Linked DNA regions of Homo sapiens: region 2 is linked to region 1. A link is a loop called in an ENCODE intact Hi-C map of the cell type or tissue named here. Cell type or tissue: PC-9. All regions are shown on one strand. Each heading gives the region's core, and the rest is flanking DNA. Links, peaks and the distances in the headings are about the cores only. Region 1 holds the start of LOC124904314 (a long non-coding RNA gene). Region 2 holds the start of LOC105372157 (a long non-coding RNA gene).

Evidence for each region. A loop is a pair of places that touch in the nucleus more often than their neighbours do. Peaks named below come from ENCODE experiments on the same cell type or tissue, not always from the same donor. Only the 100,000 strongest peaks of a DNase experiment are listed, where the experiment ranks them.
Region 2: it touches region 1 in a loop (2.2-fold over the local background); 3 of 110 quality-filtered maps call a loop at or near these places.

The regions. Positions count from the first base shown.
Region 1 is chr18:61,601,666-61,611,969 of GRCh38, forward strand. LOC124904314 (a long non-coding RNA gene) reads right to left here and starts at 5,280. Exons shown (of 7, transcript XR_007066395.1): 1 at 5,186-5,280; 2 at 4,801-4,989; 3 at 3,271-3,446. RefSeq lists enhancers at 4,289-4,925, 4,614-5,813, 4,926-5,561. In PC-9, for the core only: no CTCF peak of the experiment used is centred there; a DNase peak (open chromatin) is centred at 5,326.
Region 2 is chr18:61,645,147-61,655,450 of GRCh38, forward strand. LOC105372157 (a long non-coding RNA gene) reads left to right here and starts at 6,926. Exons shown (of 3, transcript XR_001753472.2): 1 at 6,926-6,967; 2 at 7,140-7,257. In PC-9, for the core only: no CTCF peak of the experiment used is centred there; DNase peaks (open chromatin) are centred at 5,305, 6,155 and 6,905; H3K27ac peaks cover 1,918 bases.

The DNA.
Region 1 (10,304 bases), core at 1,174-9,173:
AGATCACCAATGTATATCCTGTCAAAACTCACTGAACCTTTTAAACGTATGCAATTTATACTACGCAAATTAAATCTAAAATTATTTTTTTAAAAAACTCAATGGGTTAAAGCTATAATTTTTATAGCTCATGAGTCTGGGGGTTAAATGAGAGTCAGCTGCTACTCGGGAGGCTGAGACAGGAGAATGGCATGAACCCGGGAGGCGGAGCTTGCAGTGAGCCAAGATCGTGCCACTGCATTCCAGCCTGGGTGACAGAGCGAGACTCTGTCTCAAAAACAAAACAAAACAAAACAAAACAAAACAAAAAAAGAGAGAGAGTCAGCTGCTTAGGGCTTGGCTCAACTAATCTCAGATGGATTTGTGATCCACTCTAATAGGGCTTGACTGAAGTTCCTTAGGAAGCTCTGCTCCAAATTTCTCATCATATATATACATATATATATTTTTTTTTTTTTGGAGACAGAGTTTCGCTCTTGTTGCCCAGGCTGGAGTCCATTGGCGTGATCTCAGCTCATTGCAACCTCCGCCTCCCGGGTTCAAGTGATTCTCCTGTCTCAGCCTCCTGAGTAGCTGAGATTACAGGCATACACCACTGCGTCCCGCCTTCTCATTCTCCTCTCAGGGCCAGAGGGTTAGCTGAGCCTTGTGCTTCTCATGGTAGTAGCAGAAGCGCAAGAGACAATAAGTGGAAATACACAAGCACTCTTGAGGACTAGGCGTAGTATGTGCACACTGATGGGGTTCAGAACATCTTACCCCAAAATATGGCACATTGGCATTTGAGAAAACAGCAGAAGCAGGAAGGTCACTATCATTCCTCCCTCACCCTTCTCCCTTGAAGCAGGTCATAAAACCTAGGAAGGTCACTCTCTGACCTTCTCCTACCCTTCTCTTCTGAAACAGATCATAAGACCCTCATTCAAGAAGTACCCTTCATATACCCAGAGAAAAGGAAACATCCTTATCTCTGAAGACACAGGGACACAGAGAAAAATCAGAATACACAAGCCTCGCTAAGTTCCTCCCAGTTTAGTACCAGCAGATCACAGCTTTTTGTCCTCCAATCATATTTCTCCATGACTGTCCACTCTTCCTACACCTAAGCATAAAAATACACACGTTTAACTATTTCTTCAGGAGGCTCCCATGCCACACAAAACTTATATTAAATACGTGTTTTTGCTTTTGTCTTTTTAATCTGTCTTTTGTTATAGGGGCCTCACCCATGAATATAGTGATAGGTGAGGAAAAGATATTTCTTTCCCTACAGTACATTGAATTTGGCCTCATCCTGTCAAGCAAGTGACATGACTAAGCCCAGATTCCACAGGGGTGGCAGGAAGAGTAGATCCTGCCTCTCAGTGAGAGGGAATGCAGAGTCACACAGCAAAGGCTGTAGACATCATACAATCAACCTCAACATCCAAATGGGTATATCACACATCCTGGAAATATGTGTCTAGGCTGAAAATATAATGTCATGGTTGTCAGAATGGGAAGGTATCTGAGGCTATAGGGACCAAAGGGAAACCTCTCCTTCACGCTCTGAAGGTTCACTGAAAAATCAACTCACAAAAGACTGGTTAATTGGAGAAAAGGCAAACAAATTTATTTAATGTATATACATGGGGAGAACCACCGAGAGACTGCCCACCCCTCAAGAGCATTCAGAAGCTTACACACCTTCCTGGTGGAGCAGGTTATGGGAGGGGAGGGAAGAGCGATTCTGTTGAGGGGATTACTAGGGAGAATGAGTGGCTCAGGGAACAGAGATGAACTTGTACATTTCCTTGGAAAAGGTTCTGTTCAGGTGTGATTACACTCTTGGACTTACAGAGAGGGGAAGAAGAAACAATTGTTCCTTTTGGCATGTCTAGATCTTAGGCAGATAAAGGTTTGAGGAGAGATGTCAGGAGTAGGGAGATGCCAGAGAGACCTCGAGGCTTCTTCAGTTCAGCGTTTAAAAGCACCACATTTGGGGGTATCTGCTTCTGACTCCTAACAAGGCCATGTGACTAAAACAGTCACCTAGAGAATGAACGATGACAGAGATGAGAAGAGAGTCAAGGTTGGGGAGATGACAGGAGCCAATGGTGGACACTGAAGTGGGGTGCAACTGCTGATAAACTCAAGAGAGAACACAGGTAAGAAACTGTTTTCAAAAAGGAGGAGGCATGATCAACTGTGGTGATTATTACTCCATGAAATAAATAAAACTGCAATCGCTGCCTGATTCTTCTTGAGTAGTCACTTCATTATGGATATATCAGTGTGTTCAACTAGGATGCAGTTCGAATCTAAAAAAGAAACTCTGCCCTGCCATACATGCCCAGCCAGGTAGATGAACCAGGTGAGATTAGCTGAGCCCAGCCAGAACTATATCTTTTGCTATATTTATTCCTTTATAGATGCTGGGGTCATTTCCAACATTAGTGAGATCTATAGTCTAATTATTTATGTAACAATATTTATTGGGGGCCTACTTTTGTCATACACTGTTCTAAGCAATGAGGCTTAGAAAAGAAAATAAGAGCTGTCATAGAGTTTGTTTCAGTGGAGGGAACAAACAAGAAACATAAACAAGTACACATATAAATAAGCAAGTAATTTCAGAGAGTGGTGAGTGCTGGGATGAGGATAAAAGAACACTGATGACTAGAGGGTGACTGGGGGAAGTAATTTTGATCATACGGTCAGGGAAGTCTTCTCCAAGGAGATGATAGTTGGCTCAGATCTAAGTTATTGAATTAGACAAATCCTTAGAGAGTTTTATTACAGTTTTTCGACCCTCCGCCAATGCTAGACTGATACTCAGAAAGAATTCCAGCATCATCTCCTCTTATCTCCCACTCTGCTGAGAGATGTCAATAAAATGGGACAGTAGGCATACCAAGAGAGGTATATGAGATGCCTCCTGGACCATGGGACCTCAAATCTGGGCTTCTCCTGCCAAAGAAGAATCCTTTTCAAGAAATGTACCTAGTCAAAGCTATTCAAAAAACAGAAAGGTCTTCTTTGGCTCAGCAAGTGTGGTTTTTTTCTGTGGCAGGAAGAAAAGAAGGTATTACACTCTGCAGAAGGAAAAATCGTGATTGACTCAGAGGCCCCTTGACTGGTCATGACCTTCCCACTTTCTGCTATCAGAGAAATGAAATGAGGTACCAAGTGATATATGTCTTACCTCTCCCTGAGACCCATTAGCAAACTCAGATGGTAGGAATAGTTATTGGAATGAAGACACTAGCTCAAAGGGACAAAAGAACTTACCCAATGTCACTCGGTTAATAAGTGACAACACGAGAATATGAACCAAGGAGGACTGGTTGTTTCCAGAGCCCCGTGTTCTTTCAACTAAATGTCTCTGCCAGGCTGCCACACTGGACATCAGAAAATAAAAACCATTCAAAGATACAGGGCAGAACCAATTCATCTGTGGAATTCTTCTAAGAGGAAAAAAAAAAGAGAGTGAGAGTAAGATTAATAATGCCATGTTGCATTTTCAACGATGGGCAGTGAGAACAGCACACAACAATTTATAGAAAAAGAAGGTATGTGTATTCCCTGGGGCTGGAAAGTTGTTAGACATTAATAGCAAGAAAATTGTTAAGAAGTTGACAAGAGGCAAAGGAAATGTCCTTCCTTTCTCCCTGCAAAAACCTTGTTGAAGGAGATGTGGGAGAGAACACAGGATGGAAAATCAAAGCAGATTTGGGATAGAAAAAAAAAAAAAGAAAAAAAAAACTCACAGGAGGGAAATATGAGAAAACTTGAAAGAAAGCAATATGAAATAAAACAATTTTGGAGTAAAAAGGAAAATAAGCATAGCTGTTGTAAGAAAAGCAGGATAGTTAATTAACAAGGGGGATAAAAATGTCCTACAGATAATATTTATCATCCTTCCCAGTTTTCCTGTGGCTTTACTTGTGCCCATCTGTCGGCCTGATCTTTTCCAAGTGTCTGTTGCCACATATACAGGCCATTAATTTCTTAAAAATATTACTGAAATTAGATTGCTTCTGGCCTTCTTATTGTTTTAACTTTTTTTAAAAATTGTGTTTGTTTGCCTGTTTGTTTTTGCATTTGGCAAACAGGGAAACATAGCCTTTCCAACCCATAGCATAAGAAAATATGGGAGGGAAACTTCTCTATTGAGAAGCATATTCCTCTACATTTTCAAACCCAGTTTGCCAAATGTACTTGTACACACATTCTTCTTCCCCTGGGGTGAGAAATCTAAACCTGAAACATTCTGACAAGAACAAAGAAAGCAATTGCAAGACTCTATTTATTTGCCTTAGGAAAGAACTTAGCAAAATGGACGATGCTTATTATGAATACGTCCAAGTTAGATTTTAAAAATTATCCATTAGACTCCCTTAGGAAATAAGCAGTTGACACATTCAGATTATACCCATGTTTATTTCAAAAACAGGGACGAAGAGCCTTCTTGTCGTCAGTCACGGGCTGATAGGAGTCTACTTTTAGCTAGGAACGGCCAACGGAAGATAATTGTGCCATTTTAAATGCCACATAATGTTCTTAATCAGCAACCAAGTGTAGAAGGGAGTCTGTAAAGGGCCTGAGGTCCTGATTCAATTTCTTCAGCTTCCCAAGCCCGCTCCCAAAGAGCAGGCAGGCCACCCAAATCCTGCAGCTTGTGAAACCGGCTCTGGCCCCAGAAGGGATTTATGAGCGCTTCACTTCAAGGAATACCACCCAGGTTGGCTGGCTGCAAATGCGGGCTGCCTATTAGTTCTCCTTCATTTCCCAGGAAGTGTGAGTGAGAGAGCTCCCCACCTCCCGATAGGCGACAATCCCAGCCTCTTGACATCTCTCGCGCTGAGCAAACTTTTCACTGGAGGATCCCAGCTGTTCGCCACCTCCCCGCTTGCTTGCCGGCAGTCTGGTGTACAAGGCAGAAGGGGCGAGACACACAGAGAAGAACCAAGGGGCTTTTGGAGGCTTGCTTTTGCCTGAAAACAAATACTTGAGGGAGAAAAATATGTTTTAAAGGCTAAAAGATGGGAAATTAAGCAATTCACTTCCGCAAAACCATTTAGAACGTGGGTGGTGGGGTGGTGGAATAGGGTGGCATTGGGAAGAAACTAGCCTTCTTCTAAGTCAGCCCCTCTGCTGCACCCCCTTGGTGCCAATGTGGCCCTGACGACAGAAGCTCCCTTACCTGGATCCTTTCCATGTTGCTCTAGAGACTGTCTTTTCCTGCTTCAAAGTCTGTGCGCTCTTGGCGGCCACCCACTAAGATCCTATTTCCTGTCTGAAGGACGCCTTGGCTCTCTGCAGGGCAGAGATAACTGATGTGCCAATGAGTGACGAGCTCAGGCATGCAGCCACTTCCCCTCTCTGGAAGGCTCTCTAGTGACTCACTGCTCTGGCATTCCCAAAGGAAGTGGGAAGATTTTCATCAGATTATTAATTTGCATTAATTTTTTTTTTTTTTTTTTTTTTGTAGAGATGGAGGTCTTGCTGTGTGGCTCAGGCTGGTCTCGAACTCCCAGGCTCAAGCAATCCTCCCACCTCAGCCTCCTAAAGTGCTGGGACTACAGATATAAACCACCATGCCTGCCCTAAATTGCACTCTTAAGATTTACACATGAGAACTATATAACTAAGGGTAGATGGTTTTAAATAGTAGGACAATTTAACACCCCCCACAAAAAACCCTTTAAGGGATGCAAGGAGCATGTAAGAGAACAGAATATGCTACCCCATAATATGCCTCTTTGGCATAGGAATTATTTAGAGCTGATTATTTCGAGAAAATGCAGACATAGGAGAAACTCTGAAAACAGAGTAGAAATTACACAAAGAAAATTTACATCTATGAAGGAAATCTCCATTTCGTGTCTCCTTTCTGTACCAGTCTAAATCACTAGAGATGTAACAGCGGAGACAGCACTGACAAATCTCAATAAACCTTACCCTGGTTTGCCGTGCTTTTCCTGGTTACCTCCCCATAACCTGCCTTTCCCACACCCTTCTTTGTTTCAGTTAAAGATGGTATTTATGCCTGAACTCAAAGCCATCTCTTTGGGATTTACTCATTTTTCCCTGGGTGACTCTCATGTATATATGAGGCAGACATGTTAATAAACTTCTATTTTTTTTTCTCTTGTTAAACCATCTTTTGTTACAGTGGGTCCTGGCTAAGAACTCAGACTGGGTAGAAAGAAAATTATCTTTTTCTCCCCTACACTTGCCTGGATGTCTACAGCCAGCCAATGCCTAATGTGGAATTGTAATGCACCCAGACCATTTCATGTTATTAAAGGATCTAAAATTTATATGCAAAAGTGATGGTCTCAGCAGTCAGCTCTTTTGCAGCCTCATTCAGTCTCAGCCTCCTTTTCCTCTGAGGCTGTGATAAAGGCCAGCGTTCCAGCCTGGAAATGTAATGTCAGCTCATGATCTATCCTAGCAAGTATCACTGTGCTTTCAGAGCACACCAATGGGAGCAATTACCTGCATTTTCAAGAAACCGTGTTTGTCTGAAAAATCTCCACATTTATTTTCCCAGCTAAAAACAATGAAAATAAATCCTGAGTGGAGAAGTGACCACTATCTTTCATTCTGCACCTGCCAACTTTGCTTTGCTACATACATCACTCAAGCCTGACCATTACAAGCACTTTCCCAGTTTTGTAGAAAGCACAGTTGTTTACTGGTCATAATTTTAACAGGGGGAAAACTAGACTCTGGGTATGAGACATAGAAACAACCAATCACTGATCTGGTTATTCCTCGACTCCAAGACTAGGCTATATTTAAAACTTACTCCATAAATTGCTCATACACAGTGTTTGTAGTACTCAGCCCTCACTAAAATGTTAGCAATCTACATGGTTACAGCTAGCCCTCCCTCACCCCAGTACTGAAGTTTCCTTCCTGAATAGTTTCATTATTTATTAATAATGAAGTAAGCTGAGTAAGATCTCCCTAGGTCTAATTTAAATAAAGCAGAATGTAAATGAGCTATTTCCTTGGATTTTATGCTATGCTGATTAAGTAACCATGTACAAACCTTCAGGTATACAGTTAAAAATAAGAAGGAATACACATTCCCAGAAAAGACTCAAGCTTGTCCTAGACAATAGCCTCAAAAGATTAAGAGCACACAGCAAATCCCAAGATTCACTTGTCTTCAGTAATTCAGTTCAGTAAACTTTTTTCAATCATCTACCATGTACAGGTGACTGGGCTTGTCATTTCGGAGGCATAAAGATGAATAAGACATGGTACCTGCACCAGAAGAACTTATCTATTTCTCATCCATTAAGGTATGGACACCTTATTAGTACCAAATTTTATTTTTCATCCCCAACAAGACTTGCATTGGACAGGATCAAACCATGTCCTCATTCTGTGGCATGAATTGAATCCCATAATCAAAATGCCAATGCTGAAATAAAGGAGGAGGGAAATATTAACAATTTTTTCCTAAGAAATTAATTTGTGTTGATTGGAATCTATTTTCCCAGGGCACATTTTTTTCCCAAAAAATTCTTGGATGTATTCTCAAATATTTGTCTTCATTGTAACTTTGCTTCTGGTTTGCTGTAAGACCTATTCTTCTCTATGTTTTATTACATGAAAGGAAAGGAATCTAGCTGCCTTCTCCTCTGCAAAACACAAAACTAGTGAGACAAGGCTGTTAAAAGAATGAATTCCATCATGTCTTGTGCAATTTGGAGAATTTCTCTTTAGCTGAAATTTTGAACACAGACAAAATGCTGAATATGTAATGCCCAGAGACAACTAATTCTAATAAGCCCTAAGAAGAGACAGTGTTTAAATGGAAATTAGCAGTATGAGATTAAAAAGGAGCATGAGGTAGGCATGTCAGGAAGGCTGAAGCCATAATGAGCAGTAACCTTTTCTCAAACACTCTTAAATCTGTTGCCCAGCCTAGCCAACTAGTCATCCAAATGCATCATCATTTGAGAAAATGTTCTAACCTGAGTCTAGATTTGCTTGGATATGAAGAGTACTAAATATGTCGCCCCCCCCACCCCAAAAAAAATATGCCACTTTGGCATGAGGATTATTTTGAGCTAAAGGCAATTGAGAACCAGCAGATGGAGGAAGAGCTCAAATTTCCTCTAACTGCCTAAAACTAAAGAATAAATTTTCCCTTTTGTAAAGAAAACTTATATTTAATAAGGAAATTCTCATTTGCAAAAGTGCCTCCATAGCAGGAAGAAAGCTACTCAGGAGACAGCTCTTATCACTGAGACACTCTTATCTGCATAACAAGGCAATCCTTATTTACTATACATTTCCTCCCCTCACCTTCCCCTAACTTGTCTTCCCCATACAGAAGCCCCAAGCCCCTTTTCCTTTGCTTAACCTAAGAGGGTGTATGAATCTCAATCTGGCTGCCTCCTTGAGCCACATTTTTTTTTTCTGTGATTGAGAGCCACATTTCTTTTCTCTGCTGCATACATATATAATTAGAACTGTTTTTTGTTTTTTGTTTGTTTGTTTGTTTGTTTTCTCTCTTGTTAATCTTTCATCAGTTTGATTTATGGGCTTTAGTCATTGAACCTAGAATGAGACAGTAAAATGGATTTTTTTTCCCTCGCCTTCAGAAGCTGCATGCATTCTAGCAAAGATGTTGATGGTTCTTTCTATGTACTCTACAACAGCAGTCCCCAACATTTTTGGCACCAGGGACTGGTTTCGTGGAAGATAACTTTTCCACAGACGCGGAGGGGACAGTTTCAATATGAAACTGTTCCATCTCATAAGGAGTGCACAACCTACATTCCACACTTGCACAGTTCATGCTCCTATCAGAATCTAATGCCGCAGCTGATCTGACAGGAGGCAGAGCTCAGGCAGTAACACTCACCCACTGCTCACCTCCCCTCTGTGGCCTAGTTTCTAACAGGCCACAGACTGGTACTAGTTGGGGACCCCTGCTCTATAACACCTCTGAAAGGAGTTTAATCTAGATTACAGGGAAACTCAAATATGCTAACATAAGCCAAGAGCTCTTCCTTAAATGGGGAAGATTAATGACAAACTTCTGGGCTGTCCAAGTTCTTGGGGCACTTCATGGCTCATACAGCTGGCGAAGCTCTGCACCATCTTTCTCATGTTTGACCTAACATCCTGTGTCTCCATTGTATTTCATACCATGTGTCTCCCCAGCCCAAATTCAAAAGAATATTTAAGACCTTCCAACAGGATCTGAAAGGATGACCCTTTGAAATGGGTCATTACTAGTGCAAAGAACAGTTTCTGCCAATAAGAATTTCCCATTTACCCCTAAAGGGCAAAGATTATATTTCACTGATATTTGTGGGTTATGTTCCCCACACCTCAACCCCAGTACGCAGCACTATGCCTAGTTCAAATTAACACAGCAGGAGTTTGTGAAGGAGGAAAAACTTTTTCTCTGTTCCTTAGGAGGCCTGCAAATTAAACTGAAAAAAAAAAGAAGAAGAAGAAGAAGAGGAAGTTTATTTGCTCATATAATGGGCATATATGCAGGAGTGCTCAGTAAATCAAAGAAGTGGTTAGAATGTGGGGCTTATGTACTTAAGTTATGAGAGAAAAGGAAGATGGAAGAAAAGACATCTATGGGAAAAACAAATAAGTTTCTTTAGGAATGATAGATGGATTTTTAGGAGAACAAATTAAAGATAAGAAAGTTTGTGATAAGTGGTCTATCTTCTTCATGGTCATGAAACTCCCTGGAAGAGCGAATCTGTGGTAGGTTAACTCTTGGTCTGTCTCCCAAAGACCTGCCCTAAAGAGAGAATTTATGGCAATCTCACATACCAGAGGTTCCTGCTTTTAGTCAGATAAGGAATGCTTCAAGAAGGCTCCTTTCTGTACCTGTTGAATCTCAGATGTCTTCAACTTAATCTTTATACCAACTCTTCATTCCAAGTGGGTCCCCATATGTTCAATTAATGAAGATGGAACTGGATGAAACACTATGTGGAGCATGGTTCCTAGGTGAGATAAGCTAAGCAAAATGATTCCCATGCTGATCACTGAAGGACTTCATTCTTTCTACGAGGCACTAAATTAGAATTCTATTAGGTGGAGGCTACAGTAACTGCCCAGTGGGTTCACCTTGCCTGCTGCCTAGACAGAGCCAATTTATCAAGACAGGAGAGCTGCAATAGAGAAAGAGTTATCCACACAGAGTCGGCTGTGCAGGAGACTGAAATATTATTACTCAAATCAGTCTTGCCGAGCATTCAGGGATTGGAGTTTTTAAGGATAATTTGGTGGGTTGGGGGCCAGTGGTCAGGAGTGCTGATTGGTTG
Region 2 (10,304 bases), core at 1,394-9,393, 44 kb after region 1:
TTAAGCAATGGGATTATCTGTTTTCTCATCTTATTTTGTAGTATAGAACTTTTCTAAAAACAACCTGTTTTAGGCTCCTCAGATCATCACATAACCTCACAGATAACGGCACAAACTCTTAAAGGTCATGGTCTAGGCCAGTAGTCTCTACACTTCCCACATCTAGCTCAGTGGCTGGCACCACAGGGAGGTTCAATAAATGCTGTTGGAGAGGATGGGACTCCACACTTCTCCACTCCTAGTGCAGAGGATAATGTGACTTTATCATGATTCAAGTTCGGCTTGAGTTATACTCTCGGAGCTAAGCTAGAGAATAGTTTAGAGACAGCAAAAGTGTAAAAGGGTGAAAACTCCCACAGACTTGGCTCACAAGAATGCAGGCCTGTCTACATGCCTGCCCTACAGGTCTGACATCCCAATTGTGTGCCTTATTCTTCGGTCTTATGTCATATTTTCAAAAGATAACATTTAATCAATGTCTTACTATATGCTATTATTACAAAGTCTTTGTGTATATCAACTTTGAATCTTCATTATAGCCCTATAAGCTACGTATAAAGTAGAAGCCTCATTCCACAATTATGGAAGTACTTGTGTGCTTAAGTAACCTCTCCAAGATCACACAACAAGTAGGACCTCTTAGACAGTGTTCCTCAAACTGTATGTGCAATCAAGTCACTTAGGCATCTTGTTTTATTAAAATCCCAATTCTAGCTCAGGAAGTCTGGGGCTGGGCTTAAGGTTCTGCATTTCTTTATTTTCTTTACATTTTTTCTCTTTTCCACATAACTGTTGTTCAGAAGGAAAATTCTGCATTTCTAACAAGCTCCCAGGGGATGCCAATGCTGCTGGTCCCACAGAGCACACTTGAGTCACAAAACTCTAGGACTCAGCCCACCTTAGTTATATCTTCAGAACCAAGATGCAAGACCAGCTCTGCCAATAACCCCCTGCCTGCCTATGTACTCCAAGAACATAGATTAACCTCTTTGTTTACAAGGAAAGATTAGGAGATGATAGTCTCTCTGGATATTGTCCATCTCTATTGTTTAATAACTATTGCAAAATTATAATAGAAAAAATGCCAGCACTGCTATGCTGGGCCACACTGAGTGCCCAGACCCTAAGTCACATGCATCCAATAAATACTCATTGGCGTTCTAAACTAGGCAGTGGGAGTTATAAGAGTTAAGAAGACAATCCTTGTCCGCATGGAGATTACAGTATTCTGTGGAATAAAGGATGTAGCCCTACAGTGTCATGCTCTCTATTGCAGAGAAAGAACAGGGTACACAATAGAGATGGCCTCCCATGGAAAGTTACATGTGGGCTGAGATGAGATGAGCTAGCCCAGTGAAGGTGGAGGGGGAAGACAGGCAGGCAGAAGAAACAGCAGGAGGGAAGTCCCAGAAGTGAGTGGGGTATTAAAGGTTATTGGAAGAAGTTAATTGTGGTTGGCCCTCAGATTGAAGGTGAAGGAGTGGGGAAAATAGTTATGAGGCTACAGCAGGACATAGCTCACAATGTATCTCAAAGACCCAGCTTCTTAACAAGACCAGTAGTCTACAGATGATGCAAAACCTTTGAGGAGCTTTAAGAAGGAAACAGATAGGAGAGGATTTACATTTTTAGAGAGTTAAAGGGTATAGAATAAAATGTGGGGAGGGTTGGGAGGCCCAAGGTTGAACACAGGGCACCAATTAGAAGTCTGTTGCCATGATCTATGTTTAAAAAAAAATCACAGTGAACTTAACTTGGATTGCAGCAGTGGAGTTGCAGAGAAAGAGAAAAATTAGAGAGACATTAGAAGAAAGAGAACTAAGTGAACAAATGAAGGATGAGAAGCTATGAGTGAGAAAAAGGCAGTGCTAAAAGATAATTTTCCAAAAAAAGGTAAAATTATGACTCATAAGGATATAAAATGAACACATGTTAAAGATTTTCTTTTACTCATAAAGAAGGTGCCAGGCAGATGTTATAACTGGATCAAGGGAGAAATTGAAAAACAGACACATTTATAGATCAGGAATATTGAAATGAATGTGCAGATGGAGGTAAAACTGGTTTCTTCCACAGTGGGGGAGAACTCAGTTGAATCTCTACAAGATAGGACAGAATTTGCACAGCTATAGCTAAAAATGATTTTGCATCCCATCAATTATGTATGGTTTACAGAGTTGTACAATAGCTCCCATAGAGTCACATAACTCAGAGGGCTGTCTTTAGACAATGCATAGTTTTCCCCTGAAGCCCACATTTTTCCTTGCAGCAGGTTAACTCCAAGATGCCTGACTTGGACACCAATGTGGATGTTGTGACATTCACTCTACAGGGAATGTAGGGAGAGAGCGCTGAGGAGCTGAGGGAGAAACAAGGATGATTAATCGACTTGGTCATATTTCGGTAGTGAACACTTCCACCTGATAGGGGGTTGGTTCTGTTATGATTTCAAGGATACAGTGGATCAGACTCAATGGCTTCAATTTTGGAGAGGCATTGCTTTAAAAGCCTCTCCCTACCGTCAGACACATTTGATATTTATTGAGCACCATTTCTACCGAGGGTTCTGGACATGGCACTATGGTACATTCCCAACAGATCTTGCCTGAAAGAAACTTCCAGGGTGGCTGTTGCAAATTTGGAATGCATTTTTCATTAGAAAAAAAATGTCACAAATGTGATCATTTTCCCAACCTAACAAAGCTCTTTTTAAATATTCCTCAATATAGGGACAGGTTTTCAAACCAAAAGTTGGAAAACATGAAGTATAAATGAATCTTCCATTTATCAAATTATAGAAAAAGATATACAAAATTTTTTAAGTTAAGTTAGTTTTATGACTTCCATGTATCAAAAATAATTAAATTGATTGAAGCTTAAGGCTGTGGTGGACATTTCAAATCATATAGCTGCTTAGATGGAGAATGCCATTTTAATAGTATATATTGATTTTTTTTTTTTACTAAGTAAAGCTATATGATGTATTAGTAACTACATATAATTAGAAAATAGGAATACAAGAAGGGAGTGGGAATTGTTTATGCACATTCTGGAAGAAATTCTGGGTTTCTCAGTCTCTGCACCTCTCCATTCCTCACAGCAAGTGGCATCTGACCCTTACCGGCAAGCCCAGCCCCGCCCTCAGTCAAGGAGACTTAAATAGAGGCGTTTGGGTCCTTCTAGGTTACCATAAGTTCTTTTTTGAGACAAGATCTTGCTCTGTCACCACACCTGGAGTGCAGTGGCACTATCATAGCTCACTGCAGCTTCCTGGGTTCAAGTGATCCTACCACCTCAGCCTCCCAAGTAGCTGGGACTACAGGCAAGAGTCACCAAGCCTGGCTCATTTTTAAGTTTTTTGTTTGTTTGTTTGTTTTGTTTTTTACATAGAAGTGGGGTGTCACGCTGGGCACAGTGGCTCACGCCTGTAATCCCAGCACTTTGGGAGGCCAAGGTGGGCGGATCACGAGGTCAGGAGATCGAGACCATCCTGGCTAACACGGTGAAACCCCATCTCTATTAAAAATACAAAAAATTAGCCGGGCGTGGTGGCAGGCACCTGTAGTCCCAGCTACTCGGGAGGCTGAGGCAGGAGAATGGCGTGAACCCCAGAGGCGGAGCTTGCAGTGAGCCGAGATTGCTCCACTGCATTCCAGCCTGGGCGACAGAGTGAGACTCCGTCTCAAAAAAAAAAAAAAAATTAAAAAAAAAAAAGAAGTGGGGTCTCACTATGTTGCCCAGGCTGATCTCAAACTCCTGGGGTCAAGCAGTCCTCCTGCCTCTGCCCACCAAAGTGGTGGGGTTACAGGTGTGAGCCACTACACCCGGCCACCATAAGTTCTGAATCCTGAATCCTGCCACATAAGCCTGGGCTGCAGAGGAACTGGAGTTCAAGGTCTGTAAACAAGACTTGCCTTGCTCTTGCCAGTCTCCACGTTTCAGCTCAACCCCAGAGATCAGGGCCCTGCTCCCTGCTGATGCACTTCCCTGAAATCCACAGCCAATCCTGCTGGACTTTGAGTATTGCCTCCCCCATCCTCCTCTGTCATGCTCTGCCTGCCTGTTGGAACATCCTGACCCCAGGGGTGAGGCCTATCCACCCACCCCATGCTGAGTGCCTGCCAGGACTCTGGTCAACATTCTTTGTATCCTTGAGTTGCTCTGTCCTGGACAGCACACCAAATCTCAGCCCAACAGCAGCCGCTGGGCTGCCACCACACAGCAATGTCACTCTAGTGGCCATCTGCTAAAGATTGGTTCTGTCCAACTGCTTCTCTGCCCACAGTTCACTTTGTCATGTCTGCCTTCACTCTGAAAATCCAGTTAATAGCAATATTGTCTAAATTTACATTAAAATCAAAGTCTGCCTTTTTTTTTTCCATAGACTCATATACTATGGAAACATCAAGGGACACTGAAAGTCTTTGGTTCAAGTTTGCTTATTCTTTGCCCAAGAGATTTGTTAAGTTTGACTTTCCACAGTTTATGTTATATAAAAAATGCATTGTTTTGTTTTATAAAAATAATTTTAAGGCTAGGCATGGTGGCTCATGCCTGTAATCTCAGCACTTTGGGAGGCCGAGGTGAGCGGTCAGGAGTTCGAGACCAGCCTGGCCAACATGGTGAAACCCTGTCTCTACTAAAATACAAAAATTAGTGGGGTATGCTGGCAGGTGCCTGTAATCCTAGCTGCTCGGGAAGCTGAGGCAGGAGAATCGCCTGAACCTGGGAGGAGGAGGTTGCAGTGAGCTGAGATCGCGCCATTGCACTCCAGCCTGAGCGACTAGAGTGACTTTGTCTAAAATAATAATAATAATTTCAGATTGAATATTCACCCTTCTCCCCAACATTAAATATCTGTATTCCCCTTGTAGGTATATAAGTATGTGTGTATACATGCACATGTGTGTGCTTACTGAATGCTTATTGAAATTAATTACACTGGGGGTATAGTTCCTCTTCTCTTGATCTTCTTTTTCATAATAACAACAGGTAACACTGACAGAGCCCTTACAATGAGCTATACACTGTGCAAGTGCTTCCCATTAATTCTCATTCAAGCCACCTAACATAGGGCCTATGAAATCAGCCCTCTGATTAGCTCCAATTGTTGGACGAGAAATCTGTTGCTTAGAGATAAAGCAATTTACCAAGCTTCACAATTCATGTGGAGGAGAGCAAGATTAGAATCCAAGTCACTGACTCTGGATTTTCTAAATCTCAACCTCATCTATGCACACCCACCCTTGGCAGGGTGCCTGGCACATAGAGGGCTCTCAGTACCTGTTTGTCAAGTAAATAAATGTTTAACCCCTCCCTTATTTAGGATTCAACACTGACTAACACAGATTATATTTCTACTTTGTACCAGCCACTGTGTGTGTGTTTTTTTTTTTTTTTTTTTTTTTTAGATAGTCTCACTCTGTCACCCAGGCTGGAGTGCAGTGGCACAATCTCAGCTCATTACAACCTCCACCTCCCAGGTTCAAGTGATTTTTGGGCCTCAGCCTCCCAAGTAGCTGGGATTACAGGCATCCACCACCACGTCTGGCTAATTTTTGTATTTTTAGTAGAGATGGGGTTTCACCACGCTGGCCAGGCTGATCTGGAACTCCTGACCTCAAGTGATCTGCCCACCTCAGCCTCCCAAAGTGCTGGGATTAGAGGTGTGAGCCACCACGCCTGGCCAGCCACTGTACTTTGAAAAGAAAAGGTAGTTAACAATTTATCTAAGATAGCTTCCATAATTAGAAATTAGAAACAATCATTGCATGGCAGAACCAAGTCTGAAACAGACATTTTTTAATATATATAAAACAGTATCACTGACTCTTAATGCTTATCAGCCGTGATAACTCAATCATCCTCTTTTGGCTTAGAGAAGACATGATAAAATTGGAGAAAAGGATTTTCTTTCTGAAGTAACTGAGGAAAATTGAAAAGAAAAAGAAAATCAAAGAGGACACGTAAACATCCACAGGATTTAATCCTCAGAAGGGATTAAATTCAGATGGGATGCCAAGGAGGAAGTCACTGTTTCCTGCTCAGGTGGTTAAAAATGTCCTCCCCTTGCCAAAGCAGAGGATGATCACAGGTCATACCAGAGAGTGTGGCTGCCACAAAGAACCTCAGCCCAGAGGACTCAGGTTACTGGGAACCTTCATCAGACACCCAAGGTAATAGCCAAGGGCTCTGGCCTTGAAACCAGCCCTGCCTGGGTTCAGATTCCATCTCCACTACTTAATAACCACATGACTTTGATGGAAAACACTGACACCCATCTTATGAGATTACATCTAAAAAACAGTAAGCAGCATTTCTTAGCATTCAATACACAGTAGCTCTTATGCTTTTATTAATTATGACTATTTACTGATAACACAAAAAGTTTTTAAAACATTTTGAAAAGAAACAAAGCCACCTGTGGAAGTCAATTGACAAAGACCCATTATTCAAAGTGCACTGAACATATTTGTTAGAAGCAAACGAAAGGAGTCCCTCGTAAGAGGCCTAAAACCAAGAAACAAATATTCTTATTCAGATGTCCTGAAGCAAGCCAATATGGAGCAACCAACCAGCCAAACAAAAATATCCTCAGACCTGGAGGAGGAACAAACTCCAGGCCAAAACCGTTTCTTTGTTGACACAAATTAAGGGGTAAAGCCAATTCCTTACTGAAAAAGAATTGAAATTTATAATAGAACTCATCTTATATCTTTAATCATTTATCATATATGATATAAAACCTGTAAATAAGCATTATTCTAGAGTGGTTTCAGTCATTTTCAAATTATTTGTTTGTATAAGATCTGGAGTTAATAAACCCCTGCAGGTATTTATTCAACCAGAGAAGCTGCCTGTGGAGCTGACTGGCCTCTCCCAGTCAAGGCCCCGGAGAAGAATGGAAAAACCAGTTCAGCTTATTTCCTACTGGGAGTGAGACAAGTGGCGCAGTCATGGGAGAAAGGTCACCTAAAGAGAAATTAACTGAACAGTCAGGGCATAAATCAAAGGGGAAAGAGTCACTTTTATACATCCGTCTCCATGATTTTCATGTCCAATTTATCAACAAGTTCTCAATTGTTCCACCAAGAGTACTTGAATCCGTCACTCCTTTTTTTTTTTTTTTTTAAAGACAGCATCTCACTCTGTGGCCCAGGCTGGAGTGTGGTGGCACTATCACAGTTCATTACAGCCTCAACGTCTCGGACTCAGATGATCCTGCCACCTCAATCTCCCAAGTAGTTGGGACCACAGGTGAGTACCACCATGCCCAACTAATTTTTTTTCTATTTTTTTATAGAGACAGGATCTTCCTAGGTTGCCCAGGCTGGTCTTGAACCCCTGAACTCAAGCGATCCACCTACCTTGGGTTCCCAAAGTGTTAGGATTATAGGCTTGACCACCATTCCTGGCCCATTGCTCTATGTTCATGGCAAACACCTCTCCTCTCTTAGTTCCCTCAAATCAATTCCCCATTCAACAGCTAGAATGACCCTTTTAAACCTAAATGCATCTCATTGCATTCACTGCTTTGACTCCCAAACCCTTGATGGCCATGGGGCTCCTGCTCACTCCTGTCAGTCACTCTCCTTTCAGTTTCTCAAACACGCCACTCCCTTGGGGGCCTTCATACAGCTTGTTCTCTCTCATTGCTATTCTTTTCTCCTGCCTTCTAGCCCCAACCCATCTCAAAAGTGATTTATTTATTTAGGTAGGCCACTGCTGACTGCCCTCATTTAATTAGATCTTTCATTTCATTTTTCTTTTTCTTTTTTTTTTTTTTTTTTTTTTGAGACAGAGTCTCACTCTTGTCACCCAAGCTGGAGTGCAATGGCACGATCTCAGGTCACTGCAACTCCACCTCCCAGGTTCAAGCGATTCTCCCATCTCAGCCTCCTGAGTAGTTGGGATTATAGGTACCCACCACCACACCTAGCCAACTTTTGTATTTTTAATAGAGAAAGGGTTTCACCATGTTGGCCAGGCTGGTCTTGAACTCCTGACCTCAGGTGATCTGCCCGCCTCAGCCTCCCAAAGTGCTGTGATTACAGGTGTGAGCCACCTTGCCCAGCCTTATTTCTCTTTCTTCATTTATTACCATTTTTAATTTGTGTGTTATATGATGCATATATGTAGGCATGTATGTTATGTTTAGATGTATGTATGCATGTGTGTTTATACATACGTGTGTGTATGTCTATGTAAATATTTTAAAATATCTGTCTCTCCTTCAAGACCTGTAAGTTCTAGGCAGGTAGAAACCATCTATTATGCTTATCACCATATACCCAGCACCTAGCAGAGTACAATATGCCATGAAGGCAGTCAATAAATACATGTTGAACAATTAAATAAATGAATGTGCATGGTTTACTTGAGAGGGAAGAAGGAAGAGGCAGAGATGTACGATTCATAGTGTAGCCACCAGGATAATGATTTTCCTGGGAGAGGAAAACAATATTTAACCAGTTGTCAACAGATGCAGGAAAATTGAAAAGCAGGTATTTTTATTTAAAACAGAAATTCTACACTTTCTTTAACTGTATGGTACACCCCTCACAAAGACTTAAATGAAGGTATGTCATCACAATTCACAAGTAGAAATTTCTTCTTCTTACAAAGCCACAAGTAGAAACACTCCTTATGCTTCTGAACTCAAAAGTGAGATGATTTGATGACAAGAACCAAGAATTTGCTGCGGAGAAACAGTGGCATCCTGTTAATTTGTGTGTTTTCTCTGCTTTCCCAGGAACAATAGGCTATTTTTGCCTGTACTTGTGAGTGCTAACCTACCACCCTAGATCTCATTCTTTTAACAGTTGGCTTTGTTGCTGATTTGCTTTTCACCCCTTTAACTGATAGGCTTGGGAGTAAGCAGAGATAAATACAGGCAGTGTTAAGGATACAGGACTTTGGCCCCCTAAGGTGATAACAAAGACTCCCTTCCAATAAGAACCTTAGAAAAGGGAGAATTGTTTCCAAAATCCCTACCCAACTGTTCTATATTCCAGAAGCTATTAATTTTCTCTGCTCTCACCATAGGAAAATGTTTAGTTTCAAGGGAAACAAGCCATTTAGGCAGTTGCTTAAGGGTGAAACCAAAATAAGTCAGGAAATTTTAATGGAGCCACTAACTGTTCCTCCTGAAATCTAATAAGGATGGCACTCGGATGGAAATTCAACAGATAGATACTATCGGTGTCAGTCATGGAATGCAATGACATACAGCCTAATGCAATCCAGCATTCTGAGGCCGGGGGAGAACACTGCCATTTGACAAGGCTTTGGGGGACAGACTTAGAAACAGTTTAAGCAGCAGAGGGCAAGTTAGGTAAGCTGTGTGCACTTGGGCTGCTGGAATCCAACAATCCAAAGCCATCATCTTCTGTCTTCTTCACATAATGGAGTCTCATAAGGTAGAGGGCTTTGGCCCACCCCTGCCTGATGGAGTGTCCTCAGCCTGCCGGACTTCTCAACTTGTTTACTGATTCCTTGAGAGTCCAGCCCTGCCCAGGTTCTGAAGGGGTTAGGATCAAAGCAGTAGGGTATGTTCAGAATGTGGCATAATAAAAAGCAGTGCAACTTTCTAAAATGTTCCAGTGAAATGAAAAAGAAAATTAAAAATTTAAGCCTCTTAAAATGTAAATGGTGCCAGTGTGCCTTGCAATTTGAAGACTCTTGCCCATTAAAAAGAAAAAAAAAAAATGATGTCCAGAAAGCTGAGTGGTTATGAGATAAAGTACAGAGAATATGAAAAGTGCTAAGAGAGAAATTAGGCAAGACCTTCATGTTGCTCCCAGTGTGGCATTATCAGCTCATGCCACGACCCTGGGTCTCCCTGTCCTCATTGGATTTAATGGCTCTCAAAAGGTTTTGCTGGGCATACTGATGACCCTAAACATCTCTTGAAAAGTGTTATAAGAAGGACTTCTATAAATTCCAGCTACTATTAGTTTAATCAATTAAGTCTCAACCCAAAATAGAGGGAGAAGAATGTCATTTTTGTTAGAGTATAATGTTTCAGGACACTTCTACCTGCTTCCCCCAAAAAGGCATATGCTAATTTCTCCTATTTGAATGAGATGGGAAACTCTGGATGACCGGGCCACCTTCCATGAATGGTGAACATATGTCTTGTCAGCCTTCGTTCAGCAATTCTTTCTGGCTATAGCCAGTCTTTGCCATCCACATGGTCTGATCTTACAGAGTAGATGCCCCCATTGTGCTCCCAGAAACCACTAAAAGCATAGCTTAAGTGTTCCTGCTTTTACTTAGCCCAGTCAGAAGTAAATGCTTCTTCT